Regions from separate parts of the Mus musculus genome. Here region 2 is linked to region 1. The links are chromatin contacts, found by POLR2A ChIA-PET in ENCODE. All regions are on one chromosome and are shown on one strand. Each heading gives the region's core, a stretch centred on a gene start or an enhancer-like site at or near the end of the contact. The rest is flanking DNA. Distances are from core to core; before and after follow the strand shown. Region 1 holds the start of Rbx1 (ring-box 1). Region 2 holds the start of Tef (thyrotroph embryonic factor).

Region 1 (3,205 bases), core at 419-2,918:
ACACTTCCCCATTCCTTGAAAGATGAAGTATATGAACATGGGTATCTTCAATTTTTTATATATAATGTAAAATAATTTAGCTAGCCAAACCAACGTGAGAATATTAGTACTATTTTCTGTACAGCTTTCCCTGACAGCTGTGGAAGAACTCAAAATCTGCATAAGCACGGGCTCTCCACAAAGTTTTGGACTCAGAGGCAAGGAAGTGAACAGACTGAACTAAGATAATAAATGGACCACTAAGTGGATAATCACAGGATAAGCTGGATAGCAAGTTACCTACCCAGTTTCAGTACACAGAACGAGGTCATCACTTAAACCTTAAAAGAGCACTGCAAGCAAAGTAGAATCCACTGCGATTTTCTTTTCCTCTTACCAAGTAAACTGATGTTCTCAACGTTCATATATCCAAACAATTACTTTGTTAGCTCCAGTAAGTCGACCTAAGACTTCTTATGTTAGACAAGGCACCCTTTTCAAGGACTACTTTGGTTTGACTTTCCAAATTCAAGCATAAGAGTTTAGTAAATTCTACATTACATTTTTATTTTTCATAATGGCTGCAGGCTGTAACTGAGCAGCAGTGGCCACAATGAGATGACACAAAAAGGGGGTGGGGTGAGGGATATTCTCAGCGACACGTTCCAAAAATAATCCATAAAAAGAAAACACCTTGCCCTCTTCAAGATCTTCATTTTTAACAGATCTGTGTAATCTTAGGTAGGAATCAACACTTTTAAAGGACTAGCAAACTATGAAGGGGAACGGCATACAAAAGGACGTTTCATATTTTTGTTTTTCTGTTCTCAGGTCATTAGCAATTAGTACTCCACCTTCTTAAATGGCACAAGTTCTGGGCTTGCTTTTAAAACAAAGCCCACCAGGCTTTTAAATTATCATTTTGTGTTAGAAGTGTACAGGGACATCAGAGAACCACTGGAGTGGCAGATGCTATGTGACAACTAGTAGCCATCTCGTTAGAACCAAGCTTTACACTTGACTGTGGGTTTAGAGGCCAATGGAGGCCGCCATACAATCGAGGGCCCACGCCAGGTCCCTCGGAGTCAATAGATTCTAGGATCCAGGAAGGGGCGGAGCAAGAACACCGGCAGAGCCCCTCTGCGCTGTCATCTCACGTTCCCGGGGTTCTCCGCACGGCCCCATCCTCCACCCGCCGCAGTCTCTTCACGAGTCTGCATCCCACCCACCCCACCCTGTCCTTCCCCCACCTCTCAGTCACTTCAGTGACAGCTCAAGCGCTTGGCTCCCGCATCGAAGTCAACCTCGCGTATTTCAGTAAGCAGCTCTGCGATTGGCCCCACAGCTTCCCCAGCAAGACTAATAGGGCCCCAGACACTGGGCCACCAGCATGCCGATCAACCCTAGGCCCGCCCCCCGGCTTCCGTTCTTGGTGCCCGGTCCCAGGAACGCCCTGAAATGAAGCCCTTTCCCCCGCGCCTAGCTCTTCCTCGGGCCTGCCAGCCATATCCGCGCCTCCCTAGCTTCCTTGAGGAAGGCGCTGGCGAGCCCAACCTTTTTAACTTCAAAGCGCTTCTTGCCCGCGCCGCTGTTGGTGCCGCTGGGGGTATCCACATCCATCGCCGCCGCCATTTTGGAAACACACAGTCTGTCGTGTGACCACTGCGCCTGCGCACCGGCTCACTTTCCGCCGCCTGCCCCGCACACCAGGCGCCTCCTCCCGCACCCCTCCCCTCATTGGCGCGAGCGTGGAGAAGGGGCGGAGCCTGCGGTCACGCCCCTTAAAGGCGCAGGCGGAGGTTTCCCGCCCCCCTCCTCCCCATCTCTCTCAGCTGGGGAGGAGGCTGGAGTGATTGAGGCGGGGCCGGGCGGGGCCGGGCGGGGCCGAGAGAAGGGAGCCAACCGGTGGGAACGTCCGTGAGGTCTCGATGCTTCTCGCATTCTGGGAAGCCCTGTGGTCTGACTCCTTCATTTGGGGCGGCGGCTGCTTCCTTCTTCTGCCCCAGGACTTAAGCCCTGGTCCAGATCCACAGAGCTGCCCCCGAGTCCGTGGTTGCAAAGGGCATGGGCTGGTCTTTGGAAACCCGAAACTCCAAACCGGCCTTCTGCTGACCGTGGTCGGCTTCGGAGCCAGGCGGTGTCTCTCTGGAGGCCTGTGGCCCGGCTTACCAAGGCCTGGTCACCGTCTGCGTTATCAATTTCAGATTGGGAAATTATTTGATAGGGAGAGAAGAGGCCCAGGAGCAAACAGAGCAGGCATTCTGCAACTTTGCCTTTATCTTCTCACAGGAAAGGTGATGGGGATGCCATAGTAAATCCCATAACCAGCCAGTTCTAAATGGTCCTCCTTTCTCCTCATTTCCTATCGAGTTTTGCTACTGTGCTACGATTAAATTAGTACATTTGTAGTGGCTGAACTTGAGTTCTGGTGAGGCATTCTGATTTTCTTACCGGTCATTACCATCGAGCTACAGAACACATACGTTTTGTAAGCTTCCATGATTAGTCCAGCCCTCCGCTGTTTTGTCTCCTAAATTTGCGGAGTTATGACTAGAATACATCACCCTTGAATTTCCTGTGTGTTCTAGTTCCCTCAACAGTACAACAAAAAGGGTTTTACCGGAAATGTGCCCCTCCCCCCCCCCAGAAAGGGTTTTTCTCTGTGTAGCCCTGGCTGTCCTGGAACTCAGGACTGGACCTAGGCCGGCTTCGAACTCAGAAATCTGCCTGCTTCTGCTTCCCAAGTGCTGGGATTAAAGGCATGCGCCACCACTGCCTGTCCTGAAATGTTCTGTTAAAAGAAATACTTGCTGGTGTGTAATGCGGTGTGTCATTGATGCACTTGCTAAGCAGGGCAATACATCCTGAATACCACCACAGTTTTAACTTGCACAGAGACTTGTGAGAGCCCTGCAAGGTGTGTGTGTGTCTGCCCAAGTTCTACCTCCCACACTAAATCTGTCATTGGTCTATGTGTCTACAGACCCCCTAAGGGATGCTAGAAACCCATAGTTAATTAAGATACTGAGGACATATTTATCCATTCGTCAACAACTATCCTGAGTATGTTACTTCGTCTTTTAATTTTTGGTTTATTATTATTATTATTATTATTATTATTATTGAGATAGGGCCTCACTCTGTAGCCCAGGCTGGCCTTGAAATCTGAGCAATTCTGTTGCCTCTACCTCCCAAGTGCTAGGGATAGAGGGAGGAGAACCACCAT
Region 2 (3,114 bases), core at 430-2,929, 350 kb before region 1:
CCCACCCATGTGACCTTGAGAAACCATCTATGCCTCTCAGGAGTCTCAACTTTCCTCACCTAGAAGTGGAGAGGTAGTAACCCAAACAAGATAAGACTATGTCAAAATGCTTTGTGAGTGTGGGCAAATGCAAAGCAAAACCCCAGTATGGCCTGGTCCTCTCTGGTGAGCTTAGGCAAGAGCTGCCAGATGTGAGCACCAGCCCTTGCAGTTTGTCTTACACTCAGATCTGGATGGAGTCATCACCTTCATACAAACAAAAGCGTTTGTGCACATGAGGTCCTGAGGCAGGAGGAGAGAATCTAGCCTCACCTGATGAGCAGAAGCTATTTATAACGTAACAGGGACAACCATAAGCACAGCAGCCCCAGAACACACCCAAGGAAAGAAACAACAGCATTTTAGAAAGGGAAATGAGATCCCTGATACAAGCAATCCACAAACAGCCAAGTCCTTCCCAGATACCCTAATTAAGCTGAGCTCTTGGAAATCTGAAGATCTCAGACTGAAAGCACACATCAATGGACCTAAAACCCCACAATAGGTGGCAGTCCTGCTGCTCTTCCAGGCCAAATACCCAGGCCAAGTCTGCTTTCCACACCAGGCCCCAGGGACTCTTGTGGCCTGGGCAATTCGATGAAGCCCGGTCCTGCTATTGTGATTCCCAACAATCAACCAGGAGAAGGACCTGAGTGGCCACATTCTAACCCTCATCACAGCCCTACTTTGCCCAGCCTTCATTCCCTTAATTTTTTTTTAAACCAGGCTTTGATTTAAAAACAACTGGGAGACACTACCGACCCTCATCTCAAATTGCCTCCTCCATCCACACCTCCCAGGGATGCATTTCCAGTAAAGCACCACCGTGGACCTGCTCACTGTCCACTCGTAGAGAGGAGGAATCGTCTTCCTCCAGGACGGACCAAAGACATACAAAGGCCATCTGCTATACTGATCAGGGCCTCTCAAACTTTGGTGGTGAACTCTGCACCCACGAGGGTGCAGTGGAGTGTTTCTTAAAATACACGCTCTGTCTCAAGATCCGCAGACTAGGTGAGGTCCAGGAACCCGCATTTGAAGGCAAGCAGTATCCTCAGGATTTGGATGCAGGCGGCCCCACTGGAGCCCCCTCTAAGTGGCGGCTTCCTTGCAAAGTTCTGTTGACTTGTCCTTTCCAGATCACCCCCTGACTTTCTCTCTGGGCTAGAGGCCTAGTCCAGCAGGCCCCTAGTCATGCCCGGGCCCGCATAAACACCACACCACTGGACCGCTTCACCCTGACCTCTGACCCGGCCCGGGCCGGCCCGCCCCCACAAGGCCCCGCCTTTACAGAAACCCCGCCCCCAGACACGCGCGAGCCCCCCCCCCTCACCGAGGCGCGTCTCGCGCGGGGGGTTCTCCATCAGCTTCTTCAGGACCAGAGGGAAGGAGCCCGACAGGCCCCGTTCTCCAGCTGCACGCCCCGGGCCCGGCCCCGCCTGAGGCTCCACAGGCGGCTTCTTCCCGCCGCCCGCGTCGGACATCGTGCCCTGCGCCCCACTCGTGCGCCTCGCCTCCCCCGCCCGCACCCCGAGACGGGCCGGAGCGGCTCGACCCGCCGCAGCTGCTGACACGGGCAGCACTGCGCAGACGCGCTACTGCACCCCCACCTCTCTCCATCCGCACCCCTCCCGCGGACTGGTTCCGTCTCATTCATTATTCATAAGGCCAGGCCAGCGGTCCCATAGCGTGGCTTCCGATTGGTGCGCGCTGCGTAAGGGCGGGCACAGCTCTTCAGGCTAGGATTGGCTGTGAGAACCAAACGATGTAGACACGTGCTGGGCCAGGTGAGGAGTATCGCTCCGCCTGCCCGGGAGCGTCGGGCCCTTCTGCGGAGCCCCCCTGTTCTTTTTTGGTCAGTCGCGTCCCTTTCGCCACCACTTTCGTGACTACAGGTTTCCTCCCACCTCATCGCAGCCTCCTTTTTCTCCTTCCCTCGGAGAAGCCACCTCAGAGGAAGGCGGAGCGGGGCGCGACGGCCCAGCCCCGAGGGTCACGTGGAGCGGCAGCAGATGCGGAGCCTCGCGGGGCGGGGCAGTGAGGGAAAGGCTCGCGGCAGCCAATGGGGCAAGAGGGCGGGGCCGGCGCGATTGCACGAGGCTCTGCACGTGCGGCTGCGGCGCGGAGGGGCGGAGAGGGGCGGAGAGGGGCGGGGCTGGCTCTGGCCTAGGCCTAGCCAGGACTGGCCTGTTGTGTTGTTTGGCGGACTCTGCCCGGGGGTAAGGGGACTGGGACGTGGGTAGCCAGCCAGCGCTCCTCCCACGCTCCGCGCGAGGTTAGCGGAGGGCAGGCGGGTCCCAAGCTCCGCTGCTTCAGCGGGTGTCAGGTTGCCCACTGATTTAGGGATTGGGAGCGGGCGTGGTTGCAGAATAAACACTAGTACGGAGAGCGCATTCTTGAAACCTATCCACGAACCAGGGTCCGGACAGACTTCCGTACTACTAGCTGCTCGCTTGTGACCTTGGGAATTATCCAGTTGCTCCACGGGAGCCCATTTCCTCAGTCTTAAAAATTCAACATTGAACTAGAGTCAAAAGCAAAACAAAACATAGTTTCTGGGTTCCTTAGGAAACCTGTGAGCCGTGAAGGGGTGTGCAAACCTTCAAGATGGCTCGCAGAACTTTGTACCTCTTTGCAGTACAAGTCATACTCGGCTTCAAGCCCAGACAATACTAGACGCTCAGGGATTAAGCTCCCAGAGGGGCAGGGACTTGGCTTGTTTATACTCTGTCCCTCCGTCCCTCCCATGGCTCCCTGCCTCGGAAGGAGGAGCTGAGTCTGGCGGAAAGGCAGCCTGTGGTTCATGCGGTAGTTACAGAACACCACAATAGACAGCTAGAAGCGCATGGATTGTGTTAGGACCTGAGGAAAAAGAAATTTAGCTGAGTAAGCCCAAAGGAAGCGGCTAAAGGACGTTGGGTAGCCTTAGGAATAGAGTGATGGACTGTGAATCTAAAATACAAGATTTTGTGATGTTGATCGTTTTCTGAACCTGAATCCTCTAGCCCATTGTTCCATTTCTCCAGTCTGTTCTCCTTTTTGTCAAATGGGGAGAAAGCAGGATGTAGCCTACGG

What was found. ChIA-PET counts read pairs that join two places held with the same protein, here RNA polymerase II (POLR2A).
Region 2: POLR2A ChIA-PET joins it to region 1 with 16 read pairs in embryonic stem cell. The contact joins the promoter of Tef here to the promoter of Rbx1 in region 1. POLR2A ChIA-PET finds 5 or more read pairs at or near these places in 3 of 5 experiments (Patski and embryonic stem cell).

Annotation. Positions count from the first base shown.
Region 1 is chr15:81,464,779-81,467,983 of GRCm38, reverse strand. Rbx1 (ring-box 1) reads right to left here and starts at 1,668. Exons shown (of 5, transcript NM_019712.3): 1 at 1,534-1,668. The coding sequence starts at 1,611.
Region 2 is chr15:81,809,979-81,813,092 of GRCm38, reverse strand. Tef (thyrotroph embryonic factor) reads right to left here and starts at 1,679. Exons shown (of 4, transcript NM_017376.3): 1 at 1,373-1,679. The coding sequence starts at 1,523.